Linked DNA regions of Homo sapiens: region 2 is linked to region 1. The links are chromatin loops, found by intact Hi-C in ENCODE. Cell type or tissue: PC-9. All regions are shown on one strand. Each heading gives the region's core, and the rest is flanking DNA. Links, peaks and the distances in the headings are about the cores only.

Region 1 (15,799 bases), core at 3,240-11,239:
GCAGATAGATCCCTCTCAAAATCAAAGGTTTCCGTACTGTTTTGCATTGTGTTATCTGATGGTTTTGAGTTTTGGGGGTATCAGAAATTACTTCGCATTATGAGAGAGTTTTGGTGTGTAATAACTAGGTAGGAAATATACTTTAAGGGATGGCTAATAGTAGTTATGGAGGGATAATTGACCAAATCTTTGCACACTTGGATCAAAGAAGCATGCTTTTGTCCACCTGGAAGATAAGGAAACACCTCCACCCTGACTGGGAGATGGGAATCCCATGAAGGTTGGGCTAATTACAAAATAGGCTAATTGGATTTGGGTTGCCTTGCAATGAAATGCAGAGTAGAAGCACTGCTCTGTCTTCTCCCATAGTATTTCCCTCCTTTGGGGGATCCAGGAACCAGTAAAAAATGGCACTCTTAATTCTGGGGATCTGTCTTTGCCTTCAGCTGTTTATTTGCTGCTTATTTGGCCCTAAAATGGCATGCTTTTCTGGCCCTGTTCTTCTATGGGGTCCACCCTAAAGCCAGTCATCCAATTAAGAAACTGGCAAATGAAAAATCTTACTAGTGCTGAATCTTCTGTCTGCCTATGTATTTATACGTGTTGTATGTTTATATATAAAAGAGCTCTAATTAATTGGCTTAGAAAACTAAGTGCTTAAATCAAATAATTTGTCAGAAAAATGGGAATTTTAATGCCTTTTTCTTCACATGACTTTAGTAATCTTTAGGAAAAGACAGTTTTAAAGATTATTGGTAATATAAAATGCCTTGAAAATGGAGATATTTGGTCTAAATTGAGGTCAGATATCAGATTTGCTAACTGCTTCAAGGTCACACGATTTCTTTGACTTTTGAAAACTATTCAATTTACCTACCTTACAGCCATTAGATTCTAGATAAGGCCTGGGGACATGTGGAATTAGCCATGCCCCCTAACTATACAAGGAAGATTATAAAGAAAGAGATTTTATATAAGAAACGATCTTGTATGGTAAATTCTTGTCCTAAAGTAAAATGACTGGTTGTTTAATAGGAGGAATGTTTAGGGCAAGTCCGAAAGTTCAAGGATATCTCAGATGGTCTGTGTAAGTCATGAAAGGATCTGTGCAAGGAAATTTATGTGAGAAATGTACATTTCAAAGGTTGTTAGGCCACCTCAATGCTTCATAAAATGCCACTATGACTCTTACTGTAAAACTTGCCTGCTTAAGTAAGGTAAGGCCTGGGATATGTGGAGTTAGCCACAGCCCCTAGCTATGCTGGAGGGCCAGCTGTTAAATGCACTTCTGTCTGGTGTGTCCTAGGCTAGGCTCCACATCTAGTACATAATTAAAATCTCAAATTTACCAAGGTTTTCACCAAAAATAGAAGTTGCTAAGACTTAACATTATAACATGTAATTAAAACTACTAAAGAAACAATTTTTCATGAAAGGTGTGAAAAGAAAGTAAAAGTATTTTTGGTGAAAGATTATAAGAAGTCGTAGGAATGTGGATTTTTTCAGCCTAGAATAAAGTGTTAAAGGATTGTTTTAAGTAAAAAAAATCTAAAGGTTTAAACAAGTTACGGAAGATTTATAAAAATTAATTGTAAGACATTCTGTGTGTGAACATATTGGCTAAAATTAAAAGGGTATTATTCAATTTTTCTGTAAATTAAACATTGGAATAGAAGCACAACAGATTTTTCTTAGAGCATTAATCTGCTGTTTCACAAAAATGTAAAGGGTTATAAAAGGTTTATAAGAATATTACCTTGTGGTTAAACATTAAAATTGATTAAATATGTCTATAAGGTTTTATTAAAAATTGGGATTAACATTAATAGCACATTAATGTAAAGGTGTAATTTGGCTTATTTGGTATAAAATCATACAGGAAGCATTATCAAATGTGAAATAGTGTTTTGCTTTCTTTGGACTATATTTGCATAAAAGTGTTATTGGTATATGTTTCAAAGTTATGGGAAACTCCTATAATTCTAATATGAATTAGTATATGTTATTAATAATTATAATTATTATGTAAAATTTTGTGTGTCACAGAAGTAACTAAATTTCCTTATCAATTGTGGTTAAACTTTTTATCATCCACAGACAATTGTTGTCTTGTTTTAATCCTCTTTAGAAGGTGGTTTATATAATCAACTATAGAACTCTTGCAGGTGTTCTTAAACACAGGTTTGCTGGCTGGGTGCAATGGCTCATGCCTGTAATCCCAGCACTTTGGGAGGCTGAGGTGGGTGGATCACCTGAGGTGGGGAGTTCAAGACCAGCCTAACCAACATGGAGAAAACCCATCTCTACCAAAAATACAAAAATTAGCTGGGCGTGGTAGCACATGCCTATAATCCCAGCTACTTGGGAGGCTGAGGCAGTAGAATCACTTGAACCTGGGAGGCAGAAGTTGTGGTGAGCCAAGATTGCGCCATTGCATTCCAGCCTGGGCAACAAGAGCAAAACTCCATCTCAAAAAAAAAAAAAAAAAGAAAGAAAGAAATGCAGGCTTTCTGATAACTTTGGAGATTGTGACATCAGAATAAAAGAAAAAACTTTCAGAACTCTCATAGAGAACTGAAATGTTCATAACCATCAAACAGAAGTTAACTACATGGCCTAAACTGAAGAAGTTTAGTCTTTTTAACTTTGCTTAAAACGTTGCTGATCCTCTGTTTTGTTTTTCAGAGTCAAGGAAACTTTTATTTTGAGCTATTTACAGCTTTTAACCATTGATTGTACTCCTATGAACAAAATTTGGAGCATATTTATTTCTCTCTACCTGATTTCTCCAGAATTTGGAAACTAGTTGTGAGTATTCTTAACTTATGGCACTATAGTTATTTGCATAGGTGCAATAAGAGGCTGTTTTCCTTTGTAACAGGACACAATTGGAGAAATTGATTATTTTGCCAAGGCCTTGACTGGAATAGTGTGTTTCCCTTTAGGGAATTTAACTTGACTTACAGAGCCACTAAAAACCCCTTGGGGAACTGGCCTCATACCTTGCCTACAGCAATCCTTGTAGAGGGTTTCTAATATATGGTAAGTAAAGAATGTAACTTTCTCACAGGTCTGGGAGCCCCAAGTTATCTCCTCAAAAGGAGAGGAATTTACCCAACTCATAGGTATTTGGCAGGGCTCAGCTTTTAAAAAGTCTTATCTGAGATTCCTTATGAAACAGAGTTCCATCAAAGATAATTAAAAAGCCTATGTGAAAAATAATTATTCTTGCTGCATTTTATACAAATAATCAGGCCAAGTATAATAAAGCAAATCAGTCGTACTATAATTTGTCTTTAGTAAAACTGGGAAACTGGAGTGAGAAATACTATGTTTCAAAAGCTATGGTACACTTGTTATTAAATTCTAGTCTTATTATTGTTTTTAAGTTTGTTTCTGCATTTAGACTGACCCTGCTTATTCCTGTAAACCAACCAGTGATCTCTGGCTGCTGCTCAGAAGAAACAAGAGGGATGGGTAATGTAAAAATCTGGATCAATATTCTAATTCTGGGCACATTACAATCAGCTAACAACTCTGTATCAGCTTAGTTCCAGCAGTTGCCCAGTTCATGAAGAGCCTTCTAATTTAATTTACCTGGAATAATGTTACTTATTTTTATTTGCTTTTGTGGAATATATTGCTGTTACACTCTTTGTGTAGGAATACGGGACAAGCTTACTGAATGTTTTCTTAAATTATACACTTATTAATCTTGCAGATGTCACCTTTTGTTGAAACTCAAGAGTTATGAATGGACCTTACCATATTGATGCTTTCTGACTGAGCTCCTCTCTACCCTGAATTCAAGAGACCCCTGATAGTTAGGCAGGAATATCATTGCCCAATTCAGCCTGAAGAAGTTATAGAAGATGGACCTTCATCCCTCCGCAACCCTTAGGATTAAGAGTTCTCTTATAAAAGGGAGGGGGGAATGTCAGAGGCATGTGAACCAGAACAACTCCATCTTAAATAGGAGCTGGGTAAAATGAGGCTGAAACCTACTGGGCTGCATTCCCAGACAGTTAAGGCATTCCAAGTCATAGTATGAGATAGGAGTTCAGCACAAAATACAGGTCATAAAGACCTTGCTGATAAAATGGGTTGCAATAAAGGAGCTGGCCAAAATCCACCAAGACCAAAGTGGTGATGAGAGTGACCTCTGGTTGTCCTCACTGCTACACTCCCTCCAGCACCAAAACAGTTTACAAATGCCATGGTAATGTCAGGAAGTTACCCTATATGGTCTAAAAAGGGAAGGCATGAATAATCCACACCTTATTTAGCATATCATCAAGAAGTAACCATAAAAATGGGCAACAAGCAGCCCTTAGGGCTGCTCTGTCTGTGGAGTAGCCATTCTTTTATCCCTTTACTTTGTTAATAAACTTGCTTGCTTTCACTTTGCACTGTGAACTCGCCCTGAATTCTTTTTGTGTGAGAGCTAAGAACCCTCTCTTGGGGTCTGGATTAGGACTCCTTTTCTGTAACAACACCACCATCCATTTGTAATCCAAGTCGGGAACCCAATACCATCATTGATCCTCTTCTTTCTCTCCCCAGTTTGTCACTGAGTCTTGAGGAGTCAACGTTTTTTTTCTTTTTAAAAGACGTTAAATGCAGAAATAGAAATCTAAATTAACCTTCCACGCAGGCACTTACTGATGAGTCTAATGTTGAATCATGGGCTAATACACAACATCCTATGCTGTATTGTCTTCCTCTCCTTCTACCTTGCCCTCCTTCCCCTTGAAATTTCTTCCTTTATCGTTTGGGAGGAAATATCCTCCTGGAGGCTCGGTAGGAGGTCCATTGTTTCCTGATACCTCACCACCTTTGTTTTTGGATATAGACTCAAAGCCAGGTAGATAGTTGTTTTCAAAGTGAAAATCAGGATGTGAGCAAAGGCATGTGTTTTTGAGTATAGACTCAAAGCCAGATAGATAGTTGTTTTCAGAATGAGAATCAGGATGTGAGGAGCAAAGGTGAGTGAGATCCTCAACTGAGGCCTATCGAATGAGAACAGGTGGTTTTACTTTGCCGGAGTTCCCTCTGGTTCCTTAAGTTCCCAAGCATGAGTCTTTGAGGATGTCTGGTACATCTTTCTGGAATGCATGAGCTAATTGGCTAGTCTGGGGATGTCTGTCATATATGTAAGAGGGTACCACAATTTATGACTCTGTGGACTATTTGGCTTTATGCACATTTAGCATATAAACTCCTATGTATAGTAAAAGACTTACTATGGCTTCATTATTCACTCCTTAAAAGATGTTTTGCTTGTGAAGTTACTCCCAACAGTGTAATAAAGACCATTCCAATGCAATTAAAATATATTTTGATTTACAAACAAATGTTTCAAAGGCAGATATCTTCTGCTGTGTCAGGTGATATATATGGGGTGGAAGAAAAGGACAAATGGGCAGTCCCTGCATTGCTGGAAGAATCATATGTATACACACATTGAAAAAGGAGAAAAAAGCTTTCTTTTAAAAACTTATTGATGCAAATCAGTTTATAGAACCAAATCCAATTTTAAATCCATAGTGTCTTCATTGTTTATAGTTTACAAATCTCTTTCTATGGTTTAATATGAACATAAATAAATGCAGTAAAGTTATTTATTTATATTTTCTTTCCCTTGATGTTTTGATCTCATGATAATATAAAATCTCAGCATGCAGAAGTTCTTTAGTGAAATGTCCTTCGAAAATTCCCAGTGTCACTTAATGACATATAAATGGTTACAATACAAGCATTGGCTTTTTCCCATAAGACACACATTTTTCCTGTTACATAGGACCACCCATGTTCTGATTTGATCCCAGCCATAAAGCAAAAGGGAACAATCTTGCAGTAGTTGGCTCAGCCATCATGCCCATCCTTGCACAAAGCCAGACTGGAAACTTCATTCCAACATGAATACTAGGTTACCTTTCTTTTCCCAGGCTATACATCTCTTTGACTAGCTTTCTTCATGTATGAACACCAAGCCTCCTGGTGGTGAGGATGATTGAGGAGCAGGGAAATAAAAGCACACTAGATAAATCTCATTTTACAAATTATGAGGAAATCTGGGCTCTAAACTCTAACACAACATAAATTAGCTTATCCTGTTGGATTTTTATATAATTTTCTAGGGCCCTATATCTCATATTTACTAGTTTTAGTGATGTTAATGCTTATGGTTGTGCATGGACAGAGCTGTCTGATGGGTTTATAGGGAGGCTAACTCTGAAACACATACCAGACTGAGACTGCCCCTGTAACAATTCCAATAGACTTTCCAGGAAAAACCTCTTTCTAACCCAGAAAAAGCCCATCCTCTATTTTTTCTTTCATTGAGCTCCATCTAATGGCAATTGCATGCTTTTCAACAAGGAGAGAAATTCATGGCTTCCAGGTAAACAGTAAACTCTCTCAAGGGTGTCAAGGGAGCTGAGTTTGGGCTTTCTCAGTAACAGTAGTTAAGCCTTGGGGTTTATCATTTTCTGCATCAGGATTTTACTGATTGGACTGATTTCAGTTCAGGGCACACAGAAAGTCAATGCAAGAGAAAGAATATGCTTTTACTTAATCATATCATAAAGCAACGTACCCCTGGTGCACAGCTCCAAGACACATTTGTCAGAGCCATCCAGCTGTTTTAAATGCCAAGTCAGATAAGGAAATAGCTGGCTTGAGACAGAAGACTTCAGGCAGCCTCTAGAACAGCCCTTTACTGCATTGTTTTATAACACTGAGGCAATGTAGAAACGTGCAGAAAAATGCACACAGCAGTGGGTGTGCATTTCAAGATGAAAACAGTGAGAGCAAAGATCCATGACTCATTGGTCACTATACTGCTCATAGGAGTGGAGAGACCTGCAGTAACTGTTCCAAGGCTGTCATTCAGTAGCTGCTGAATGCACGCTCTGCTGAGTCACTGGCCTTGGCAAATCGTGTTGGCTGGGGCATGGTAGGCAGGTGATAGAGAAAAAAAAGCTGCTCTTTAAACTTAGCTGCTCTTTAAACTAAGTTAGTTCATTTTATAAGACACACTTTTAATTTTAGTACATCTCTTCTACTTCTTATGTTTGAGCCATTCAAACAATATTATAAATATTTTTACTTATAAATGTCTTGAATAATTACAAATAATCAGTCTCCAGGGAGAAGGAGACTGGCTTTTTCTTCTCTCCCACCAAATATGTAGATACATGCATACACACATATGCACACATACACACACAGATGTATACACACACACACTTACAACTGCCTGCCTAGGGAGAATTTGTGTTTTTTCCTCATAAATGCTGGTTTGGAGAAATTAAAGAATCCAATACTAGATATGGAATAGTACAGAAAAAATGAGCAAGACCCATCGAAGGCACCCCTGTCCCACATCTGTGACTAAAGGCCTCGGTTGTATACAGCGCTGTCCTTGCATTCAGCGTGAACTCAGGCTACCATTCGAGGTGGGCTCCTCTGGGAAGCATTGCCAGCTCCCACCTCAGGCCTTTACACCAACTTGCCTAATTGGAAAGATTTTCTATCCTCTGAGTGAGCCAATAAGTATTTCCGCTGAAAGGCTGTGAAAGGTGGGAATGATACATCCGGAAGCAGCTGTTTGAGTTCCAAAACACCCATCAGGCCAGCTGGAGTTCCCTTTATTGTCTGTTTGTTATTGAGATAAAGTTGCTCCTTATAGAAGAAGCCGGCTTCTCAAGGGCATTGCATTTCAAGTGTCTTACTATATTTACCCATGTCCAGTAGGAGTGACTTTGCTCTTCCAGTCAAAGGTGAATGATGATCACAATGCCTTGAACATAAAACATGACCTAAGGGCTGGGATGACAGTAAAAGAGAGGCCAAAAACGCAGTCATATATCTCCTTTCAATTTCAATTAATTTAGGATCATCCACCCAGCTCCCCAAACCAGATACTTCTTTAATATCTCTGCTACTGTTTTGTTTTTTGGCCATAATTTTTGTTAACAAGGAAATTCTTGTCCTGGGCAGCCTTCTCCTAGAGGGCAGTAGAATAGCAATTTCTGTAAGGAAATAAGGATTTAAAGAGAGAGAAAAAGTCTCTGTGTCCTTCTATACTGAACTTGTTGCCTCCCTTCGAAGTGCCAGATTGTTGCTCAGGAGGACTTTTGTAGCATCACAGGAATTGCTCCTTCACTTATAACCTTATTTCTTTACCCCTCCACAGAATGCAAGCTCCAAAAGGATTCATTAGCATGCAAACTCCCTTATAACCAACACCCACACTGTGTCTCAGACCTAAAGGTAATAATGCAGGCCCATAATCCTCTTCCTTCCCTGAGACAGGGGAAGGTGTATTTCCTCAATTCTTCTCATTCATCCACCCACTGGGAAGATTTCAGGTTGGCCTAGAAATAAAAAGCTCAGGATATGACGCAACAACATTTAAGCCCTGCCATTCTTCTGACTGCCACAATTCAACAGTTCTTAGGATTGCCTGTGCCAACTTATCAGATATTCATTCAGCCTCAAATAACAGAGCTGTCCCAAGAATGGCTTACATTCATGAGGGTTATTTCCCAGAAACTTGCAGTTTATTTTATTGTCTGCAATGGTATCACCCCTCCAACTCTGAGAGAGTCTAGGGAGTTGAGATTTTTAGTCAGGTACATTGTTACTTTGAAAAATATGAATAAGGAAGCTGGGGGAAGAGGAATGAATTTTGGGTAACAAAATAGTAACTCATGACTGCTACAATTCCAGCATTTGTTGTGCTTGGCAAATAGTAAGTTACACATATGTATTAAATGAGGCCCTAAGATGGTAAGACAAAGCATGATCAAAGTCAGAGCACTTATCCTGAAATGATTAGCCCTTTTGGGATGTTACATGTGACTAAGAAAGCATGCCCAAGAAAGTTTCATGGGCATAGACATAAGCATAAAAAGCAAATAACTGATTCAGTTCTACTTCATCCTTGCCTCACTCTATGAAACAGAGAGAGAGGAAACTCAGAATAGGTCTTTAATGTGATTCTAGTCATTCTTATAGTAGTATTATAGCTCTCAAAGTTACAAGGACCTTGACACTAGCTCTTTCCTCAATTATGTGTATGAATTCCAAGGGCAACGGTCCTCACCACATTTCAGATCTGATATCATGTCTATAATTTCATAGAAAGCATCTCAAAAAAGGTACATGACTCATTATTATTGTCTTGGGAGAGACTTCATTATTTAGCACCTTAATCACAGATGAATTTTCATATAACAGAGGTGTCCGATGATGTCTTTGACTTCAATGAAACCTTGACAATTCACTTCAACAAGGTTTATGATGCATCAACTGTATTCCAAAGACTGTGCTTGTTCCTGAGAATACAGAGAGGAATTATACACTGCTTCTCTCCTCAAGCAGTTTATAATTCAGTGGTGAGAGATTGCTGATACGGTGAGTGTTATGACAGTGGACAAGCATGATGCTGTAAGATGATGATGGAACTAAACTCATTTGGAAAATATTCTCTAGGGTTGTTAGAAAGATCTGAGATGGGCCTTGGGGTAGAGTAGGACTTTATCAAGTAGAAGGAGGTGGTTGAAAATTGTATCCTTTTGCATTTAATTTATTAAAATAATTACATTAGCACTAGGTAAGAAAGAAATGCTGAGTATGAAAGAAGTCTGTGTTTGGGAGAGTAAAAGTTTGAATCTGAATTAAAACCATACCTTTAAAGATGGTTACTAAACCTGTTGAAGATATAGTCATTAGGCACATCACTGCCACAATCCTAAGAAATGTGAAAAATATTTTGCAGACTGATGAAACTTTCCAAAGACTAAAGATATAAACTCTCTTTTCCCTTGACCTTTGATGGAGAAAGTTGAGAGTCACAGGCAACCTTCCCATAAATTTGTAATTGTGAGTTGGGAAGTGCCATTCGGTCCCTTGGAGAGCAAAACCTTTCCCAAACTAAGGATTCTCAGATTACAGTCTGCTTAAATGATTTCAAAATACTTAAAAGGATATTTAAAAATTAAGTCAAGGATCTAGCAATTTTCTTCATAATGCAAAATGCCCAGATGTTTATAGAATTTACATTTGCAAAGTTGGAAAGTAGGTAAAAAGCAATGTGACCAAAATCTTCAGACTGAAGCTTTGCCCCTGCTAGGAGAGAACAGCTGCTTCTGTGACAGTCTAAGAAAGAATTCATGCCCCCTCCAACCTCCACTCTAATCTCCTTTCCCTGACTAACATCAGGGGAGCAGAGATAATCTAGCTCAGAAGTCACATGGAGGTAGATGTTACAGGAGACCAAATATCCAAACTGTAGTCAATCAAAGCACATGATATGGTTGTAGATGACTGACCCAATTGGAGCTTAAAATGATAGTACAGAAGAGATGCCTTGGCACTCTGTGTAGAATAGTTAGATATTTTATCCCCTCCCAGATACTCTGTGTTGCTGTTTGTTTTTTAAACCCCAGTCAGCTTGGATGTTTCAAGTTGTGTTTTTTTCATTTTTCAAAGCTCTGATGTGTGTTCCACATAGAGGTATCCAAATTTAGCACATCTTTGGCTTGAGAGAATGTGCTTACTCTTTTATAGCGTATTTACTGTCGTGTTACTTTAATTTAGTTGTGGGTTGCAACCGAGCATGGCACAACTGCCTGTTTCATTGTGTGTGTGTGTGTGTGTGTGTGTGTGTTTTCTCTTGCACTGCTTTTTGCCTCTTCACGGAAAATTTATACACAAGCTAGGCTGATGATTAGTTCCCTAGTGAGAGTAGCTCACACTCTCCTCTGGGAATGTAGGAAATGGAGCAACCTCAGTGTCTCTCAAAACCAGTTAAGCATTTATACATAACCTGTGCCCAAATCTTATCAGACAATTAAGACGAAAGGACATTTCAATATAATGAAATGAAATTGCAACTTTGACTTTTGAACTGGAATCACTGAAATGTCCTACTCTCCCTTAACTTGGTCAAAAACTAATCTATTATAGGTATGACAGATTAAGGACAACAGCCTCCCTTGGTCCTTTCCAGCCATTCCCTTGGAGAAGGTCCTTTCCTGTGTGACCATTAATGAGCTGGAGCTCCTTAGCACCTAAATATTCCTAACTGTACCCAGGGGCCAGAGCACATGCAAGGAAGCTGAGGGTGACAGATGGGGAAGCAGAAAGAAATCCTTCTTGGCAACAATCATTTCTTCTAAGAGGCATTTTTCTTGTTTGGCTGGCTCAAAGAGCATTCTATTTTTTTTTTCATGGAGGGTATAGACAGCTTTCTGCAACACCTATTTTCTTGTTTATTGAAATTAGGAATCAGGTGTATATGAAAAATAGAAATATTACAAATAGGTAATTTTAAGATTTGTAGACCTCAAAAATAATGTAATATCAGTCATTTAAAAAACCCATTAATTCTGGGATATTCAAATATTGCTTGATACAGAGGAGATCTCTTAAATAGAAACTTTTTTTTTTTTTTTTTTTTTTTGAGATGCAGTCTCCCTCTGTTATCCAGGCTGGAGTGCAGTGGCGTAATCTAACTGCAACCACCACCTCCCGGGTTCAAGCAATTCTCCTGCCTCAGCCTCCCAAGTAGTTGGGACTTTAGGCACACACCACCATGCCCAGCTAATTTTTGTATTTTTAGTACAAAAGGGGTTTCACCATGTTGGCCAGGCTGGTCTTGAACACCTGACCTCAGGTGATCTGTCTGCCTCAGCCTCCCAAAGTGCTGGGATTACAGGCATGAGCCACCATGCCTGGCCTTAAATAGAAACACTTTGCATGATGTTTCCTTGTTTATATATGAAAATCAGATATAGATCAAACAATAATCAGCTGATTAGCAGATCGTACTATGTTGCTACTCTAGCCCAAGTTAATTGTTTATTTAAATTAGGATGTTATTATCTTTACGAGGTTTAGTTTGCTAGGGGCTCCATAACAAAGTACCACAGACTAAGTAATTTAAATAAGAAAAATTTATTTTCTCATAATTCTGGAGGCTAGAAGTCTGAGATCAAGGTGCCTGCAGGGTTGATCTCTTCTGAAACCTCTCTTCCTGACTACATTGTAGATGGCCATCTTCTCCCTGTGGCTTCACCTTTTCTTCCTTCTGTGTCCTAATCTTTTCTTACAAGGATATCAGACATATTGGATTAGGGCCCACCCTAATGACCTCATTTTAACTTAATTACCTCTTAAAGACCCTATCTTTAAATATAGTAAATTCTGAGGTTAGGACTTATATGAGTTTGCAGGTTGGTATGGTTTGGCTATGTCCCCACTCAAATCTCATTTTGAATTGTAGCTCCCACAATTCCCATGTGTCATGTGAGGGACCTGGTGGGAGGTAATTGGATCATGGGGGCAGATCTTTCCTGTGCTATTCTTGTGTTAGTGAGTAAGTCTCATGAGATCTGATGGTTTTATAAAGGGGAGTTTCCCTGCACAATTTCTCTTCTCTTGTCTGCCACCATTGAGATGTTTCTTTCACCTTCTGCCATGATGGTGAGGCCTCCCCAGCCACATGGAACTGTGAGTCCATTAAACTTCTTTCTTTTGTAAATTACCTAGTCTTGGGTATGTCTTTATCAACAGTACGAAAATGGACTAATACAGAGGTATATAACTTAGTTTCAAACAGGAGGTATTAGCAAGCAAAATAAATTTGCAAATACATAAATTTTTCTAAGCCTACTACATTTCAGGCAATGCGATACTTGTTTTATATACATTATTTCATATACTTCTTACACTGACTTGAAAAGCTAGATTATTAGAATCTCCATTTTACAAATGAGAAAAGTTGAGCTAAAAAAGTTCATTAATGTTTTCAAATCTATAGAGAATGAATTCTCAAAACCATATCTGTACATTGTCTCCAGAAAATGGAAAAATTACTATTATGCTCTTGTAGGAGTGAAGGGAACTTTCCTTCTACTCTGATGTTTTGATAATTTGCATCTCTGGAATAAACTAACAGTAGACAGATTAACAAGAGGAAAAGCATACAAATTTATTACATGCAAATGCCCAAGAGCCTCACAAAATATAAGACTCAAAGAAGGGTCAGATGGTTGAAGTTTAAATAGCAATTTATTTTTAAGAGACAGGGTCTTGCTCTGTCACCCAGGCTGAAGTGTAGTGGTGTGATAATAGCTGTCACTGCTGCCTCAAACCCCTGGGCTCAAGTGATCCTCCTGCCTCAGTCTCCTGAGTAGCTGGGACTATAGGTGCATGCCATCATGCCAGGCTATAAATGGCATTCTGAGCTACAGAAAGAAATAGAGGCTTAGGACTTCTTCATGTGAGGGATCAACACAAGCTGTGAAAGGGTGAGGGAAGGAAATGTATGGTGAGCAAAGGTGTTTTGTTATGCAGGTAGTCTCTCAGGTGACAGTATAGGTGGTATAGTGACCTTTAGTCTTCTTTCCTATGAGTTAATCTTCCCTGTTCGATGGACTTTTAAGGCAGGAGCTCATGACAATTACATTCTTTTGCAAGAAACTTCCCTTAGTCAAATAAACAAACTTCAGGGAAAGCCCCTCCCTGCACTTGGAGGAGAAAGAGGGATGAGAGATAGGAGGGCAGAAGAGGATCAGAGACCTTGGTTCTTCTTTAGTTCAAAGTACTCAGCATGCCAAAGCACCATACTTTGGGGTATTATTTTCTGAGCCCCAACACTCCTTTGCAATTTACCCAAGTTTACATAGCTGGTTGGCAGCCAATACAGGCCTCCTGATTCCTTGTGCAGCACTGATATGCAAATAATATTAAATAAATCTATAAACAAATGTAGTTTTTAGTGAAGCAGGAAAATTTCCCCGACCCTTTTGTGGACCGGAACTAGAGTGTGAGCATGGGAACTAGCTGGCTGCTTCAGCGCTGGCAGGGGCAAACTCCACTCACTCAAACCCGCTGTGCTCAACTCCTTGCAGAAGGGAGCATGCAGGTGAGCAAGTGCAGGAGCCTGGGTGAGTGCTTTTGGCTGTTGGCAGGAATGAACTCTGTATAGGTCCTGTGGCAGCGTCTAGTGGGGGTGCCTGCAAACCCTGAAGCCCCAGAAGAGTGTTACAGTCAACGTCCTTTTAGTTTTGCCACCTGTGGACAGCTTAAGTGTTAACACCTCAGTGGAGGGTCAATGTGACAGTCTTTTGCACCCGCACCCGAGTTCTCATCCAGTATCCAGGAGGAATGAGGTCACATGAACAAATTTGAAGGATGGTAAATGTGGAGGATCTTATTGCCAATGAGAGTGGCACTCAGCGGGAAGGGGAGATGAAAAAGGGATGGAGCAGGAAGGTAATTTTCTCTTGGAGTCTGGCTGTCTCCAGCTGGACTCCTCTCTGAAGTTATGCCATCAAGCTGTCCCTCTGAAGTCAAGCTGCTTCTCTCTAACTGTAGCCTCCGACATCCATTGTTTCTCCTCTCTTCTGCTGGTGGAACCTGTGGTTTTTATGGACATAGCATGTGGGGCAGGGCAGGCCATGGGAGGTTTTGGAAAAGGTAACATTTGAGCAGGAAAACAGGAATGTATGTTCTCACTTTGGGCTGTGGTTCCAGGCTCCCAGGTGGCACCCTTGCCAGGGACCTGCCCCCTTCTGCCCAAAATTTCCCTGCCTCTTGTCCCTATCATTACTACTCTGCTTATTAAAAACAAGGACTTTACTTTTTCCTTCTGTTAGTTAGACTTTTTAATTTTTCTAGGAACAGAGAATATTGAACAGGATGAGTTCTTAAAAACCATCAATGCTTTGCTTGTTAACCCAGTTAATTAGGGCTCTGGAAAGGATATATACTGGCAGGATAACTAACCATCCCAGTTTGCCTGGAACTGAAGACTTTCCTGCAGTATGAGAGTTTCTAAAGCTGAGATAGTCTTAGTTTAGAAACAGAAATGGTTTTAGAAGCAGAAAAGGAAAGAAACCATCTTAGTGATCAGAGAGCCAGGCCTATGAAGGACTAGGTGATCAATTTGAATACAAACAATAGAGACTCCCAAGAGACTGATATGCAAATGGACAATGTCCAGACCATATATAAAAATAGAACTTTGATCCACAACTTGTAGAAACCTGCCCAGGAAACCAGCTCCTTATCTGCAATGAGCAACACAAGAAGCCATCCTGCTGTAAGTCAGACCTGCAGGAAGCCAGATTGCTATCTGTAGTGATGATCCAGGAAGCTAAACAGTAGCTGCTATAGCAATAGGCCCCAAATAGCCAGGACTTGATTAATAATTGACAGCATCCCTAATTTTGATCTCTGCTTCCAACCTAGGACCAGAGAAATCAGAATATATACCCCTAACTAATCACACAGGACAACCTGATTCTGGTTAGCCCACTTATAGCTTCCCCAGGCCAAAGCCTCCGATCAGTGCATGCCTGAAGCCTTCCCTTTTTTCCATTGTAAAGCTTTCCCACTTCTTTGCCTGCCTTTAAATCTCTGCCAAAACTCAAGGGATGATGCAGACTCTTCTGCTATAGCAAGCTCAGAATAAATAACCTTTGCTTTTCTCATTTGGTTGGTCTTTGTTTATTTCCACACTCCCGTAACTGCCCGATGGGTTCTTCCTGCTCACTACACAAATAAAATCAACTCACCAAGACCATGGCATTGCAGTAAAGAAAGAGTTTAATTGACATAAGGCCAGCAATGCCATGTGGGAGACTGAGTTATTACTCAAATGAATCCCTGAAGGCTCAGAGGTTAGAAATTTTTCAAAGATAGTTTTGTGGACAGGAGGCTAGGGTAGGAAGCATGCTGATTGGTTGGGTTGGAGTTGAAATCATAGAGAACCAAAGCTGTC
Region 2 (15,799 bases), core at 4,297-12,296, 65 kb after region 1:
ATGTATTATCTTGTTCAATCCTAAATCTGACTCTATCAGCTATTGCTATATTTTACAGGGTCACCTGGTGTCTCACTAAGAGTATTCTACCTTCTCCACTTCCAGACATAGGAGAGATCATTCTTATTCTCTCTACAGTGCTGTGCCCTAAGCAATTGAGTCATTGGCATTGTCTTCCTCATGCCAGTAGCCATGGAAGCTGAACTTTTAAAAAATGTAGTTCTGCAAACCTAGAACTAAACAAGAAAATGTCCATTCACGGCAAAAGGATAAATGTGTGCTCTAGAAGTCCATTCTGAGAGATATAAACACTTTGCTCAGAAGCCGTAAAGCCCAGTATTCCCCAACCCTTTCACTCCATTATAAACACAAATACTGTAAACACATACAGAGGGTGTTCACTCCTGCCATTTTACATAACCTAAATTTGATTGAATACCAAAAGAAATGGAAAACACATTTAATGGCTTTTTTAAAAAATGCAAGTAAACCAGATGAATGAATCATTTTATACAAGAGAGGAAACAAATAACAGGAATTTGAAAAGATCAGGGCTATGGCTAGGAAATAAAAAATTCTGCCTTTCTAGCTAATAATATGGGTCAGTGGTTCCTAGATATGTGTTTCTTGTGTTTATTTGATTTGTCTAATTAAGGCCATTGGTATTTATGAAAGCGTTTCCATGGAAACAATGTCTAAGGTGCACAGCTGGTTCCAAATGGACTTGTTTCAGACACAGAACAGGAAGCAAGACTTCAGAATAGAACTCAGAGGCCAAAAGGTATATCTAACCTCTGAAATAGAGAACTTTCTTGAACTCAAGGGCATTTGATTTATATAAATTCATCCACTCTGTGTGTGGGGATGGGGAACTCAGAAATAAAATGTTGCCAAGTGTTATTTTGCATATATGTTCTTTATTATATACTGAATAAATACGTGCATTTATATATTGCATACAAGTATGTGCATTCACATATTATGTTATGCAGGTTTTTACTCAAAATCCTGAAATCAGAACTTATGAGTGATTTAAAGAATTTCTAAGGATAATTTTCACCTTTCCTGCTTTTTATTTTAACATGTCTTAGAGGCCCAACCAGATAGCAGCCTGAGACGCCACTGTGAATTAAAATGTCCCTGTGAGTGAGTGACAAGGCTGAAAGGATGGATGCCTCCTGGTTCCAAGTATTAATTCAGATCTGTTTGCTAATAAAGTAGTGTCTCTCCCTTTCAGATACTGCAATTCACCTGGAATAGAGAAGGAGGAGAAGTCAAAGTGGCTCAGGAGTGTATTTGATCAGTCTGTTAGATTTGATCCAGAATTGTGCAGAAGTTGCTTTAGTTACACTAGGACAGTTGGGAGAAAACCCAGGTAAGAATATCTTTCAACTAGGAGGACACATTCCAAAATCAGTGAGAGAGTGTTCTGTAAGGTATCGTATTAGAAGTGTGTTGTGTTGAGTTAGAAATGGTTTTCTTGCACACAATTTTGCTTCCTCAGCTGCTGAAGGCATACAGAGAGGATGGCTTATCAGAGTTAGTCAGAAAAGCCCTCTGCAGTTATTTCTATTCTTAGAGGCTGTGTGTGTGGTAAAGGTACAGAAATCAACTCAAGTCTTATGGAAGGGGGTATATGTTTCAGGGACTAAAATAATACCACATTTAAATCAGGTAGGTACTTGCCTAGGAATGAAAAGCCATCCTCTCTAAAAAGTCTCTGGAGGTTTTTATTTAAATGTTTTCAGCAAAATAAACTGTTACTAGGAAAACATGTTCTCATAAATATAAGAAGGGTCTGCAGGCCTGAAATGTATCTGGCTGATGTCTCTTTCTTTGTAATCCCACTAAGCCCAGATACTCAGCCATGAAAGTCAGAACTCCCTGCACCCTTCATCACCCATGGCTGCTGGCAGAAAGCAGCCAATGTTCTGAGCTTAAAGTAAACAGTCTTTCTTGATTAATGACCCCTGACCTTTTAAAGACCATGTATTCAGTGAGCTATTTTGACCACAGAGGCTCTTACATGATATATGGGCTGATCAACAGACATGGAAGAATTCTGTTGGCCTGGTTTAATGAAGTGCTATAGCATACTCCAAAGAGACCTACTCTTGATTTTCCTCATCACTTTTTGAGCTGAATTATAAACAAAAATTATTACTTCAGAATTTATTAATTCTGAATTTGCATCATTTAATAACAGCATATTAAGTATTTTATCTTTGCTTTAATTTAAAAAGTGTTCTACTAAGCAAATTTATAATGTAAACAAGATGAGGAAATTTTTGCAAACTTTTGAAAATTAAGTGTTTCTAAGGAGTTTGTATACAACTATTTGTAAACAACATGTTTGTAATACCCATAGATCATAATGCTTTGATGCATTAATTATAAATTTTTTTACCTATTCAGTAAAGGAGTATTTTTTCCTAAATAATCTTGCTAGCTTCTCTCCGGTTATCCAAAAGTAATTATTAGACTATTTAATTATTGATTCAATAATGTAGATAAAAGAGCATTTGCTGAGTTTCTATTGTTCAGTCATTACAGAGTTAATAAAGATGTATTGATGCTCACTATGTGCTAGGCCCTTTTTTGGGCACTGAAGACAATATCATGAACAAAGGAGAAAAAATAAAAAGAACAAAAAGAAAAAAGAAAATCTTTGTCCTTATGAAGCTTGTATTGTCCTAGATGTTAGAATTAAAACAATAAATATGTTAGACATGATTCCTGCCTGTATACAGTTTTGATTCAGGTGGGAAAGATGGGCAACAAACCAGGAAAATAATTTTATAAAGAGAATTCAATAATAAGGTAATGTACAGGGTGATGGGATAGGACATGGTCACTCTGACTCCCACTTTGGATACAGTGGTCAGAGAAGATCCCATGAAGAAATGATTAAGCTAAAACATGAGGGATAAGAAGGAGCTGGAAATTTAGAGCCAAGGGAAAGGGGAAGAGATTTTCAGGCCGGTTTATAGCCCTAGGCAAAGAAGAGTTTGCTGGGGGAGGAACCTATGACTGGAACTTAATGTGAGCAGCCCTGGAGGTTCAGGTGGGAACCAGATCATGTGTGTCCTTGTAACCTGAAGTAAGGGGATTGGGCTTTACCTAAATGAAATGGAAAGGGGTTTAAGACAGGGAGTAGCAACCAATTTCTATTTGTAAAAAAAAATGTCTGCCTGCTGGAGAATGGATTGCAGAGGGGCACGGAGGGAGCAGGAGGGCAACTTGGAGCCATGTAAGAATGGTGAGGGCTTGGACCACTGTGGTGACTTTGAAGATGGAGAGTAGGGAATGGGTTTGGGATGGACTTTGGAGGTTGATTTGAGAGCGTTATTTAAAAATGGGAGCACCGTAAAAGGGAAGAACCAGGTCTAAATTGATGAAGTGCCACATATTAAAATGGAAAAGACCAGGGTAGAAATAAGGTTTGCTGAGGGGAAGGTTGACATGAACAATGATGAGTTCACTTTTTGATGTGTTTAACCTCTGTAATGGCAGTCAGGCATCCACATGAAAATGTCAAGTAGCCCATGGGATATGTGAGTTAGAATTGAGGACACTGTTTAGGCAAAGGCATAAAAATTAGCAATCATCAGTAAACACAAAATGTTTAAAACAAAGGGCCAGGATGAGATCAACGGAGAAAAGAATATAGATGATCAGGGGTCAATTAGTCAGCAATTCTTTATTGTGTGCTCCTTATGTGAGAGGCACATTGCCTCGTCAATGTTGACAGACAAAGATGTATAAGACAATATCTTTATCCTCAAGAGACCTACATTCAAGGTGAAAGGAAAAACACATACAATTGAAAGCAAATGTCAATAAAAGAACCAAAATGTATTAGTCCAGAGAGTAATTACTTTGGGTATCAAGAATTAGACTCATTTTGTGATGGTGCTGGTAGTCTGGGGAACCCTAGATGGGAGGCTGGTCTAGGATTCAGGGGGATTGTAAAACTTCAGAAACTAGATGGTTTGTATACATGTGCGTATTTTTTTAAAAAAAGAGTGAATTGTGAAATTCTCAAAGGGTTTTCTGAATCAAAAAAAGGATTAGAACCATTGCCATGGGAGATAAATTTAGTCTCAATCTTAAAAGGATTGGTTAAATTATAGAAGGTACAGAGAAGGAAAAAGGATATTTCAGGAATGGGGAGAGTGCAAAGAAACTTCCTGAGATAAAAAGACATTCAAGGCATCTGTGGGAATAGTTTTAGACACTGTGTTTGGGACAGGGGATTTATATAAAGCAGTGAATAAACTAAAACTGGAAAAATAGGTGGGAACTGAAATGAGGGACAACCTTAAAGGAGAACTAAGGAGATTAAATTTTCTTCTACAGACCATGGGGAATTATTGCATTCAATTCAGCTAAAAAATATTGAGCATCTGATAAATGCAAAACAATGTGTGATGTCCTGGTGTGTGTGTGGTAGGGGGCGGAGACTCACATGTAGTAGGAGAAGGGTTAAAATTTCTCCAAAGCATAACAATAGTTACCAATCATTAGCATTTATTCAGTGCTTACTATGGGCCGGGTTCTGTACTGAGTGCATTAAATGTAGTTCTCTAACTTACTCGGCACAACCTTATTGAAGTGTACCCTTTTGGGATACAAGGAAGCTAAATTACAATTCCTCGGTTACGTGACTAGGAATGGTGGAGTCACTATTCAAATTCAGGCAGTGTGGCACTGCCCATGCCCTGAATGTTGGCTCTGACTCCCTGCTTCTCACACCAGGGGCGCTGATACCTCTGGAGGCACTCTGCAGTGTACTAAGTGGTATGTGAAGGACAAAATAAATATTGCATATTTTAATAAGCCATAAACTGTATTTCAAGATTTGAAATATATACATATGAAAACAGACATGATTGTAAAAATCACATTAATTCTTAATGACTATATTGTATAACATTTATTCAGAAAAGTGCACAATCATAAGGATACAGCTCAATATACTTTCACAAAGTGAATGCATCCATGTAACCGCCACCCAGATGAAGAAATACAAGATTATCAGCACTCTAGAGCCCCAGTGTGCTCTCTGACAACTGTAACTAAAATTAACCACTATCCTGATTTCTAACTAATGACTGATTACTTTGTCTTGTTTTAGATTTCTATATAAGTAGAATCATATAGTATGTTCTATTTGCCACTGACTTCTTTTCCTTAAAAGTATGTTTGTGGCCGGGCGCCACGGCTCACACCTGTAATCCCAGCACTTTGGGAGGCCGAGGCGGGCGGATCACGAGGTCAGGAGATGGAGACCATGCTGGCTAACACGGTGAAACCTCGTCTCTACTAAAAATACAAAAAATTAGCCGGGCGCAGTGGTGGGCGCCTGTAGTCCCAGCTACTCGCGAGGCTGAGGCAGGAGAATGGCGTGAACCCGGGAGGCTGAGCTTGCAGTGAGCTGAGATCGCACCACTGCACTCCAGCCTGGGAGACAGAGCGAGACTCCGTCTCAAAAAAAAAAAAAAAAAAGTGTTTGTGAGATTCATTCATGTTTTTACATGTGACAGTAGTTTGTTGATTAAATACACATAGTTTTTAAGATAAAATATGATGTCACAGTGAAATTTTTTGCTTTTTGAGGGAATATACAGCAATTTTTTGAGAATGCAATTAAGTCTCCTTCTGGTCACTCTGATGACAAAGTCTGAACAACACAAGAGCAAACACTGATTTGGGGTCAGGAGAAATGGATTTTAGTCTTCCTCCACTATTCATAGCTGTGTGACCTTGGGCAAGTCTCTTCTCTAAACTTCTGTTCCGGTACTGATAAAATAAGAAAGTTAAGCTAAAATGTCTGTCTTTAGTCTACTTCATTGTGAATGTTCTTTACTCTAACCCCAAGCTTCAGCTTAGTTTGGGTTTAACTTAAGGAAAAGTTATAGAGAAAATACATTTTTCCAAAATAAAATTATTTTTTTATTATAAAAGAAAAGCACATTTGTTCTAACAATTCAAACAAGACAGAGCTACCTAAAGGAAAATGTAATAATGCACTCATCCCTTTGTTGAATTCTACCTTCCCAGACATACAAAAATAATGTTAGTTTTGTATTTATACTCCCATAATATTTTCCATGCTGATAGAACCCTATGCTTACTTAAATGGATGTTACTGTTATTGTTATTGTTTTGTTTTTTTGTTTTTTTCTGAGACGGAGTCTGCACTGTTGCCCAGGCTGGAGTGCAGTGGTGTGATCTCGGGTCACTGCAAGCTCCGCCTCCCGGGTTCACGCCATTCTCTTGCCTCAGCCGCCCGAGTAGCTGGGACTACAGGCGCCCGCCACTATGCCCGGCAAATTTTTTTTTTTTTTTTTTTTTTTGTATTTTTAGTAGAGACGAGGTTTCACCGTGTTAGCCAGGATGGTACCGATCTCCTGACCTCGTGGTCCTCCCGCCTTGGCCTCTCAAAATGCTGGGATTACACGCGTGAGCCACCGTGCCTGGCCTGTTACTGTTATTTTTGAAATGGAATGGTACTAACACATTTTATTCTTCAATTTTCTCTTCATGGAAATCCTTTCAAGGTTAAAACTGTTCATTTGAATTAAAGTCTGCACAATGTTCCATAGCATGCATTCACTGTAATCAGTCAATCATTTCTCTATTGATTGATATTTAGGTGGCTTCCTTTTTTTTTTTTGCTATCATAATGCACTACAACAAGCATCCTCATGCATATAATGTTAAGCCTTCATAGTCTTTCTCATTTTGTATGATAGATATAAATGGTCAGATTGTTTTCTAAAAAGTTGCTCTAATTTGCATCTCAGTACTTGAGGTTTGTGAAGGTTTGAATGTGAGATTTAAAGAAAGCGAAGACATGACATCTTAAATAATTTTCAAAAATATTCATAGAAATAGAAAGCTAAAAAATAAAATATTGAGTGTATCTTTACAGGCTCGTGTTTGAAATTGCTGAAGTCTGAAATCAGATGTGTAGGGAGAAGAAACATTTTCCAAAATAAACAGAAACAGAAACATGGTTTTAGCCCCAAAAATGCAATATCAAGAATTAAAAGGTGAAAAAAATTATTTCTTAAAAAAAATCACAGAAATAAGTCACTCATGTGGTTCATAGACAGGTAGCTGAGCTGGCTGGTTAATGAAACACTGTTTCAACATCAACCTGAAAAAACTTACAGTAACTTCTTAAAGCCTAATGAGGCAGCTCTTCTGTCCTGCCCTCCACAATGGGGAGGGTATCCTTGGCCACTCACTTTTCGGGTCCTATATCGTTCATGCTGGGATAACAGACAGAGGTCTCGGATAAAATGGACCAAGATTTAGGGTTAGGCTACTTGAAGTTGCCAGTATTATATAGAGAAAGATTTGTTTGTCCTGTTGATATTTCATTCTGAGGCTAGTCTGGAAGGAATAATTTTCCATTATCCAGCAAAATCTGAAACACCAAAACTTCCACAACTCCCTTGAGAGAAAGCCAGATGAAAACCACTATCTGGGACAACAAGTCAGGTACTAAGAGGAAAAAGAGGGGCAATGGGAGTGAGGAAAGGGAGGGCAGATGCCTAACAGACCATTCAGAGAGGAGAAGGAGAGGGAGGGAGATCAGAGAGGAGTGACTCCTTGATATACAACCTGATGCAAGGGGGAAAGTAGCAAACATTTTTGCATCACCTCTGGCCTCTGTGTGCAGGCTTGAGTGGCTGTTAGTAAGGTTTTATTTCTGGTGGTGAATTGTTTCTTCCTGTCCTTCCAAGTTTTAATGGCATAGCTAAGGGGTTGCATCTACAATGTGTATGGCATGATTCTACAATAACGTGCTCTTCTTTGCACAAGAAGATAGTGCTACTTATTCATCCTCACGGTACATGCTGTTTTTCTATTCACAGGGATAGTTTTATACTAATCCTGCCACTCCGTTTCCTTGGACTCCATGGTGACCAACTGTTCCTGTGTGCAGGCAGCTGGTTGAGGCTGTGAAACAGCTAACTGGCCAGCAGTGGGCATGACCCTGTGACCTCCACCAAATAGACTGAATGCTCAATCATCAACTTAGCGTGAGCTCCAGTCACTCAGAGCTGGGTTCTAATCAAGGCTCCAGCACTTATGATTATGAAAAGTCATTCAGGGCACATGTCTTCACTCAGCCTCCAATTCTTATCTATAAATGGGAATAATAGTTGTTCTTTCATGGTATGTTTGAGAGGAGTAATGAGCAAAAATATGTAAAGGATTTACCCCAATAGACAAATAAATAGCACTCTTTGGCACCCTCAGGAAAAAAGATAATACGGTGCCTCTCCTTCAGATGTAATTCTTTTGCATGCCTACCTTGGCCAGGAGGAGAAACAGCTGGCCACCCTCTGAGTATTAATCTGTGGCCCGCAGAAGAGACTCCTTTCCATCAGTGTGTGTGAATAGCTGTGCAAGTGTCTATGGAAAGCCTGACACAAAATTTCAGGTAGTCAGAGAATATCCCTCACCCACCACATCCCAGAAAATCCTGAGAAGGTCTGTGTTTGGTAAATCCTTTTTCTGACTCCTTATTTGAGTCTGAGTTTGACTCTCTCTTCATTTCTGGTCTAGTGGTACACCTTTGATAAACTGTTCTTCCTTTTGAATAACATATTTATTTATCTTATTATGCCACTGTCAGAAACCCTAAATATAGCCGTGTCCTTTTACCAACTGGTGGATAGTCTGGCCTTCATTCTTTTACATACCATCATCTCCAACACTTTCAGGGAATGCTAAGAAACTTTCTCTGCAGAGATAAAAATAATGATACTGAGTCATTGCCTTTGTTACTCTTTGAATTCCCATATAAAGTTATCAACTAAGTGTACCTAGCCTGGTCTAGCAAGTATGCCTGCTTAATATGGTTTAATGCTGGTGACATTAGTCACTGTTAATTGCTCAAGAGTTGAGATCAGGTAGGCAATCACTGAGTTCATCTGTTAAAAAAATGACTGTAGTCATATTAAGGAATAAAAGGCTCCATGGCTACCTAATGACTGCAAGTTATTTCAACAAAACTGACAACATCCATTTTCATAGTAACATATACTACTCCAGAACTCTGAAAATGCCAGAGGGAAAGCAGTTTGGGGTTCTTAATTGTTTTACTTTAGCCTTTATCGTTTTTCTATTTATCAGTTGTTTTTTGCTTTTAATAGAGTCTGTTCTATTCAAAATTTTCAGCTCACATGGTTTTTAAAGAGAATTTGTGGTTTGAATTAAACCCGACTGGAAATTGACTTCATTTGAAAAAGATTTCTCTTCAAATTTTTTCCTACACTGGCATTCATTTAGCTAGAAAGCAGTAAAGGAGCCACACAGATACTTTGGAGGTAAGTACTACTGTCAGAATGATGCTCTCTCTTTGCCTCTTGGGGAGTTTTAACTAGGGCTGTGCTCTGTGGAGGAAGCAAGATGCTGCAGGTAGATTTTCAGAACTTTGGGTATTAAGCAATTATGTTTTAACCTACACTTAGGGCATATGACCTTCCAATTTTGTAGTGTGCCAACTGCAGAGAGAAACTCAGCTGAAATCTGTTGTCATGACAGACAAGGCCATATGAAAAGTGCTGGAAAATTCCTCCTTAGACTATAATTGACTTGATGGGCAGAAACTCTGCCTTCTATTCCACTATGGAGTATGTATGCACCACAGTGCTCACAGCTGTGTTCATGGTTTATCGTCCAAGACACGGTTAGCCTCAAAGCAAAATTTAAATGGGACATTGAAAATACTCAGCTTGCCTGAAGGAGCCAACTATATGTTATTTCATTTTATTTCTAGGATTATGATCCTTAATCCCTGAGTACATAATGTGTACACAGTTTTGTTATATGAAAAACCAGAAAAAACAAACAAGTTATATGGTATATGTGTGGTCACGCAGATGAAATGAAATTGCCTAGTGGATAAGTGGCTTCCTTCTAATTGTGAATCCGGGTGCCCTGCAGAGTATTTGAGCATGGAAGTCAGCAACACTGTGTAGCATAATGGTAAAGGTCCAAGCTCTGAAGCCAGACTGCCTGGGTTTGAAGTCTGTCACATAATTTCTTAACATCATTCTGCCTCAGCTTTTCCATCTATAAGGAATTAGAACAATGATTACACCTAACTCATCAAGTTGTTATGGGGATCAAATAAATTAATACACACACATTTAAAAATGTTTCAAGTAGTTCTTGGCACATAGTAAATGCTATGTAAGTCTTAGCTGTGAATATTGTAATTACTATCATTAAGAATCTAAGAGCTGGGCATTGTGGCTCACGCCTGTAATCCCAGCACTTTGGGAAGCCGAGACGAGTGGATCACCTGAGGTCAAAAGTTCGAGACCAGCCTGCCAATATGGTGAAACCCCATCTCTACTAAAAACACAAAAATTAGCTGGGCGTGGTGGGGTGCTCCTGTGGTCCCAGCTGCTAAGGAGGCTGAGGTACGAGAATTGCTTGAACCCGAGAGGCAGAGGTTGCATTGAGGCAAGATCATGCCACTGAACACCAGCCTAGGCAATAGAGTAAGTCTCCGTCTCAAAAGAAAAAAAAAAAACTAAGATAAAAAAAAACATGGCTCTCTATAATCAAAGAGTTGATTGCACATTTAGCAAGTTCTCTCGCTCTTTACTCTTTCATTCTCTTCCTTTCTTTGTTTCTTTCCTTTTCCTTTCCTCTTTTACTCTCTTCACCTAGATCTCTGGCTTTATGTCTATATTCTGATTCTTGGTATTTTTAGTCTTGCCTTAAGTCATACTTTTAATGGCAGTGGTGTGGGCAGAAAGGAGTTGAGAGGATAACGGCAGGCTTGTGTTGTCCACAGCCCAAGTATGAGAAGGTAGATGCTTCAGTTGTTAGGGGCTCCCACTCCATACCTACCCACATGCCTATTCGGAGGAAAGAACATTTTTCTGTGTGGAGGTGGCATTCATGTTGAAAGGGGATGGTTGATGGTGTTATTTTTGTTCCCTGCAAATGTGGTTGTTTAAAATAGTGCTTTATTCAATCGGCATAAGTGACACATAGACTATGTATAGTGGTGGAACTGGGCCTGGCAGGTGACAAGGGTCAGATCTCACCAAAATCAAGCATCATGGTTCTCCACCGATAGTACCCAAGGAATCAGCTCTGAGGATGGCCAGCACAGACCCCCATCTTAAGTTGACTGGCAAATTTGCTTGCACAACTACCAAATTGTCTGAAATGGAGGTACCTCAGAGCCAGTGAACGGGGATTTTGGCTTCGTTTCCATGGGGCATGCCAGTGGGTCACATTTCCTCTCTGAATCTCCCTCCAAGCCGCACTGTACTCTTGAAGGGTAAGTGTATTTGTTATTCTTTTGCTTTTTGACTCAGTGCCCTGCAGGCCTGGAATTCAGCCAGCGTAACCGAATCATGAGGCTGCAGCTCAGGCTATATTTAATTGGAGGTTTGTTGTCTTGCCATGGTTCTACAAGTTTAGGGATCTTTTTTGAGATTGATTAAGGCACTGTAGGGATTTGAAGTAGTGTCAATTTTGGCTCCATGTGCCCTTTTTAGTGACCATAATGAAAAGTTTGCTTAAAGTGTTAAGTTTAGGTCTTTGAAAATTGCCCTTTTATACTTTGAGTCACCACAGTAAGGATTCTAGGAGAGATTCTTCTATTTTGAACCAAACAGGTCGTGTTTCATAGAGTGTAACTTTGGGGAAAGAGGGATGGAATATTCTATTCTTATGAAAAGTTTTACTACCAAAACTCATCTGATTTGGCTCTCCAAAGAAAAAGAAATGCATAGATTTTGAGGCAAATATAAGGCTACCATATGTACCAGGGAGACTTTGAAATATTTCCAGAGTGTCCTTAATTCATGCGAAATGCGTGAAAAATTTGAATTTTATTTAAGAACAAGTGGGGGGAACCATTTAATCAAAAACTTGAGAGTGAAAGATGGCTGTGAGGAAAGAATAATTTCATACTTGCTAGACATCGCTATAATAGATTACATAGAACATTTGGCTGATTTGAATTAGAATCCACATGCCTCCTCCACCCCCAACCTTCTCTTTTCATCTCATTAGAGCCTCTTCTTTCTACCCTCAAGTGTGGTTTCGATATGACTACGGAATGGACACTAAAAATATTTCTGGAATGACGTGACCTTCTCTCGCCCCATCCAGGAAAGGGACAAGGCTTCACAAGAAACAGCACATGCTTTCCTTTCATTTCTGGAAGTCCCGGGGTCAACCTACAGATGCTGCTTCTTCCGTGGCCGATGGCATTCAGACTCCTCGCTGCTGCCGACGGTGCCAGGCAAACAACTGGACAGGACAGCTCAGCTACAGAACACTGGCCACAGTCTCGGCCGGAGCAGCAGCCCCCCAGCCACAGACCACCTCCACCGCCTCATCCAGGAGCCTTCCCACCTCCCTCAGGCTTGCTGCGGCCCCGCCACAGGGGCTGAAGAACTGGGAGGTGGTGGCAGCAGTGGCAGCAGTGCCTACAGCCTTGGGGCCAGTCCAGATACGTGGGACCCTGCTTCGGGCAACTCTGCAGCCCCTCCGGGGCCAGAGACGGACCCAAGACTTCCCCAGCGATCACCATTGTCTCTTCCTGTCGCTGAAACCTGGGCAAGGGCTCATAATGGAAGCTGCCCCTCCTGAGCTGAATTCGAAAGCAAGACAGGCGGAGGTGGGGGACGGGGTGAGCAGTGCTCAAGACAGCCAGGAGCTCAAGCAGCAGCTGTGGCCACTTCCCAAGCCTTCAGCCTCCTCCCAGCGAGAAGCGAAATATGTGGACATGTGTGCTTCAGCTGAAGTCCAGAGGGAGAGTCCCCAGACCATGAAACTTACCCTGGGGCACTGCCCTGGGGGTCAGAGGGCCTCTAGGAGCCCAAAGGAGAAAGCCCAAGATGAACCCAGCAGCAAGACTCCAAGCCCCCAGAACAATCCTGCCTCCTCCCAACTCTCTAGATCCCAGCACTCTGCCTCTGAAGAGGGTGGCAATTTCTCATCTTCCTCATCCTCCTCCCCGATGAACAAAGCAGAAGAGGATGGCCTTTCCAAAATGGAGGACTCCACCACATCCACAGGGGCTCTGGCCACCTCCTCTTCATCCTTAGGCTTCGAGAGTGAGAGTGGTGAAAGTGAAGGTTGCCAGGCCGTGGGAGGAGAAGGAGAGAAAATATCAGGAGGAGGGGGAGGAGGAAAAGGAGGAGGGGGAGGAGGGGCAGGAGATGGAACAGAGTGCAGGGACATTATTGCCAAGTCCCAGGGCAGCAGGGACCCCCCCAAAGTCGAAGAGGCTCACTACATCACCACCCATGAGATCCAGCTGAGTGAGGTGGAACAGGACATGGATTTCGACGTGGGACTGGCCTCCCGCTGGGATTTCGAGGACAACAACGTGATCTACTCGTTCGTGGATTATGCTTCCTTTGGTGGCAGCGACGAGACCCCAGGGGACATCACCAGTCTGACCGAAGAGGACGACGACAACAGCTGCTACCTCAGCACCACTCCCAGCACCAACACCACCCGGACGCCCAGCCCTACAAGCAGCGACCTGGCCCGCCCCAATGCAGGCCGCAGTGGCCGCGACACCAGCAGCACCGAAGTGGGCAGTGGCCCCTCTGACAGTGGCCCCACTCCCCCACCCACTGGGCCTGGCACTGCCCCCCTGACTGAGCCCTTGCCTGAGACCCCGGAGGCAGCTTCAGGGGCAGCAGCCGCCGCCGCAAGCAGCTGTGGGAGTGCAGCAAGCCAGATCCTCCTATCAATCAAACCGGCTTCCCGGGCTATAAATGAGCCTAGCAACGTGCGTGCAAAGCAAAACATTATTTATGCTGCCAAGCATGAAGGCGACATGAGCCTCCGCGTCTCTACAGCTGCTGAACACAATTCAAGTTCGCTGAAGCAAAACCCGGCTGCAGCAGTGGCTCAGGACCATGCAAAGAAATTCATTGCTGTACCTGCTCGCCTGCAAACCAGGTGCGGGGCCATCCGGGCGAAGGAGCTGGTGGACTACTCCAGCGGAGCCTCCAGTGCCGTGAGCGAACTGGACGATGCGGACAAAGAGGTGCGTAACCTGACCTCCCGGGCCTTCCGGAGCCTGGCTTACCCCTACTTTGAGGCTCTGAACATCAGCTCCCGGGAGTCCTCCACCACGCTCTCCGAAGTGGGCTTTGGGCGCTGGTCAACTTTCCTGGACTTAAAATGTGGGGGTGTTGGGGCCAGGGTGGAGCAGAGCCTCCTCAGGAGCAGCGCGGCCTCTGTGGCTGCAGGTCTGAGGAAGGGCAGTGGGGCCCGGGCCACTGCCGACCAGCTCTACATCCAGTCCAAGAAGTCTCAGACCAAGGCCTTGGAGTTCGTGGTCAGCAAAGTCGAGGGGGAAATCAAACATGTGGAGACGCCCCTGTGTTTCCAGAAGCAGGTCCAGACGGGCTCCCGCGTCGTCACCCTTTTGGAGCCCCTGAATGTACGCAGTGAGAGCAAAGCCAGCTCGGCCCCTGGGCCCGGCAGGGCCACCAAAGGCCCCGGCAAGGGTCCCGGGTCGGCATACACGGACGACGGCTCCGAGACCTCCGAGGGCAGCAAGCCCACCTCCCGCGCCGATGGCCCCCAGAAGTCCAAGTTCGCCTCCAGTCTGCTCAAAAATGTCATTTCCAAGAAGATGCAGCGGGAACACGAGTTCAAAATGGAGAGGGGAGAAGTCATGGATACATCCCACCACCTCTCAGGCACCTCCAAGGAGACGGAGGGCGCCCGCGGGAGCGAGAGGCAGCGAGAGAGGGGCCTGCAGAGGCAGAGCTCTCGTCACTCCGAGGCCGGCTCCGAGTACACAGTGGTCAGCATGTCCGACGCGGGCGGGGAGGGGTCCGTGGCGGGCTCCAAATCTCCAGTCTTCAAAGCCAGTACTCCTCGCGAGCGCAACGCAGGCCCTGGCCGGAATTTCACCGATGGACACACAGAAGTGTGTGAAATTAAAAAGAGTGCCTCAGAGACCGTCAAGGGCATCTTCCTCCGTAGTCAGAACAGTGCGTTCCGGTCATGGAAGGAGAAAGAGGCCGAGAAGAGGGAGGAACAAGCCCCTATAGGGAAGCTGAAGCTGCCCAAAGGAGGCGACTGGCGGGCTGATCTCGGGGAGATTTCTGCCAGCAAGAACACCATCATGTCTCGCCTCTTTGTCCCCAACATCCAGCAGACACCCAAGGACAAGCAGCCGAGGAAGCAGGCCACCAAGTACCCTGCTGCTCAGGCCACCTCCACAGCGGTGATCAGACCCAAGGCTCCCGAAATCAAGATCCGGCTGGGGAGTGTGCAGCAGCCGAGCTCAGACTTCAACATTGCCAAGTTGCTCACGCCCAAGCTGGCCGGTGGCAGCGCCTCTAACCTGTTCAAGACCATCGAGGACAACAGCAGGGCACAGCAGAAACTCTTCCGCGGGGACAACCTAGAAAAAGTGCCCCATTTCCAGGTGAGAGACATCAGAGACAAGTCCAAGGCTCAAGGCCCCCTCCACCAGGTGAGAGATGTCAGGAAACTAATTAAAGGGTCAGGGGATAGTAGTGACAAGGGCAGTGTTACCCCAGAGCAGGGGCTGACTGGACCCAAACCCAGGCAGCTGTCTGCAGCAGCTGGCGGATCTGGATCCCTGTCCCCCATGGTGATTACATGCCAGGCTGTAGTGAACCAGAGGGAAGACAGCATGGACCGAGAGCCCAGGGAAAGCATGGGCAAAGGGGGCGGCAGCAGAGTCTTGAATTCTTCCTCCCCAGAAGGGACAGTCTTGGTTCACAGGGCATCTGGCAGGCTG

The links. A loop is a pair of places that touch in the nucleus more often than their neighbours do. Peaks named below come from ENCODE experiments on the same cell type or tissue, not always from the same donor. Only the 100,000 strongest peaks of a DNase experiment are listed, where the experiment ranks them.
Region 2: it touches region 1 in a loop (3-fold over the local background); 12 of 110 quality-filtered maps call a loop at or near these places.

Annotation. Positions count from the first base shown.
Region 1 is chr4:99,714,816-99,730,614 of GRCh38, reverse strand. No RefSeq gene overlaps it. Among named protein-coding and RNA genes, the nearest start is that of C4orf54, 65 kb to the right of the region's middle. In PC-9, for the core only: no CTCF peak of the experiment used is centred there; DNase peaks (open chromatin) are centred at 6,854 and 8,404; H3K27ac peaks cover 3,091 bases.
Region 2 is chr4:99,651,046-99,666,844 of GRCh38, reverse strand. It overlaps C4orf54 (chromosome 4 open reading frame 54), which reads left to right and starts at 9,017. Exons shown (of 3, transcript NM_001354435.2): 1 at 9,017-9,350; 2 at 12,166-15,799. The coding sequence starts at 12,197. In PC-9, for the core only: no CTCF peak of the experiment used is centred there; DNase peaks (open chromatin) are centred at 8,864 and 11,344; H3K27ac peaks cover 2,932 bases.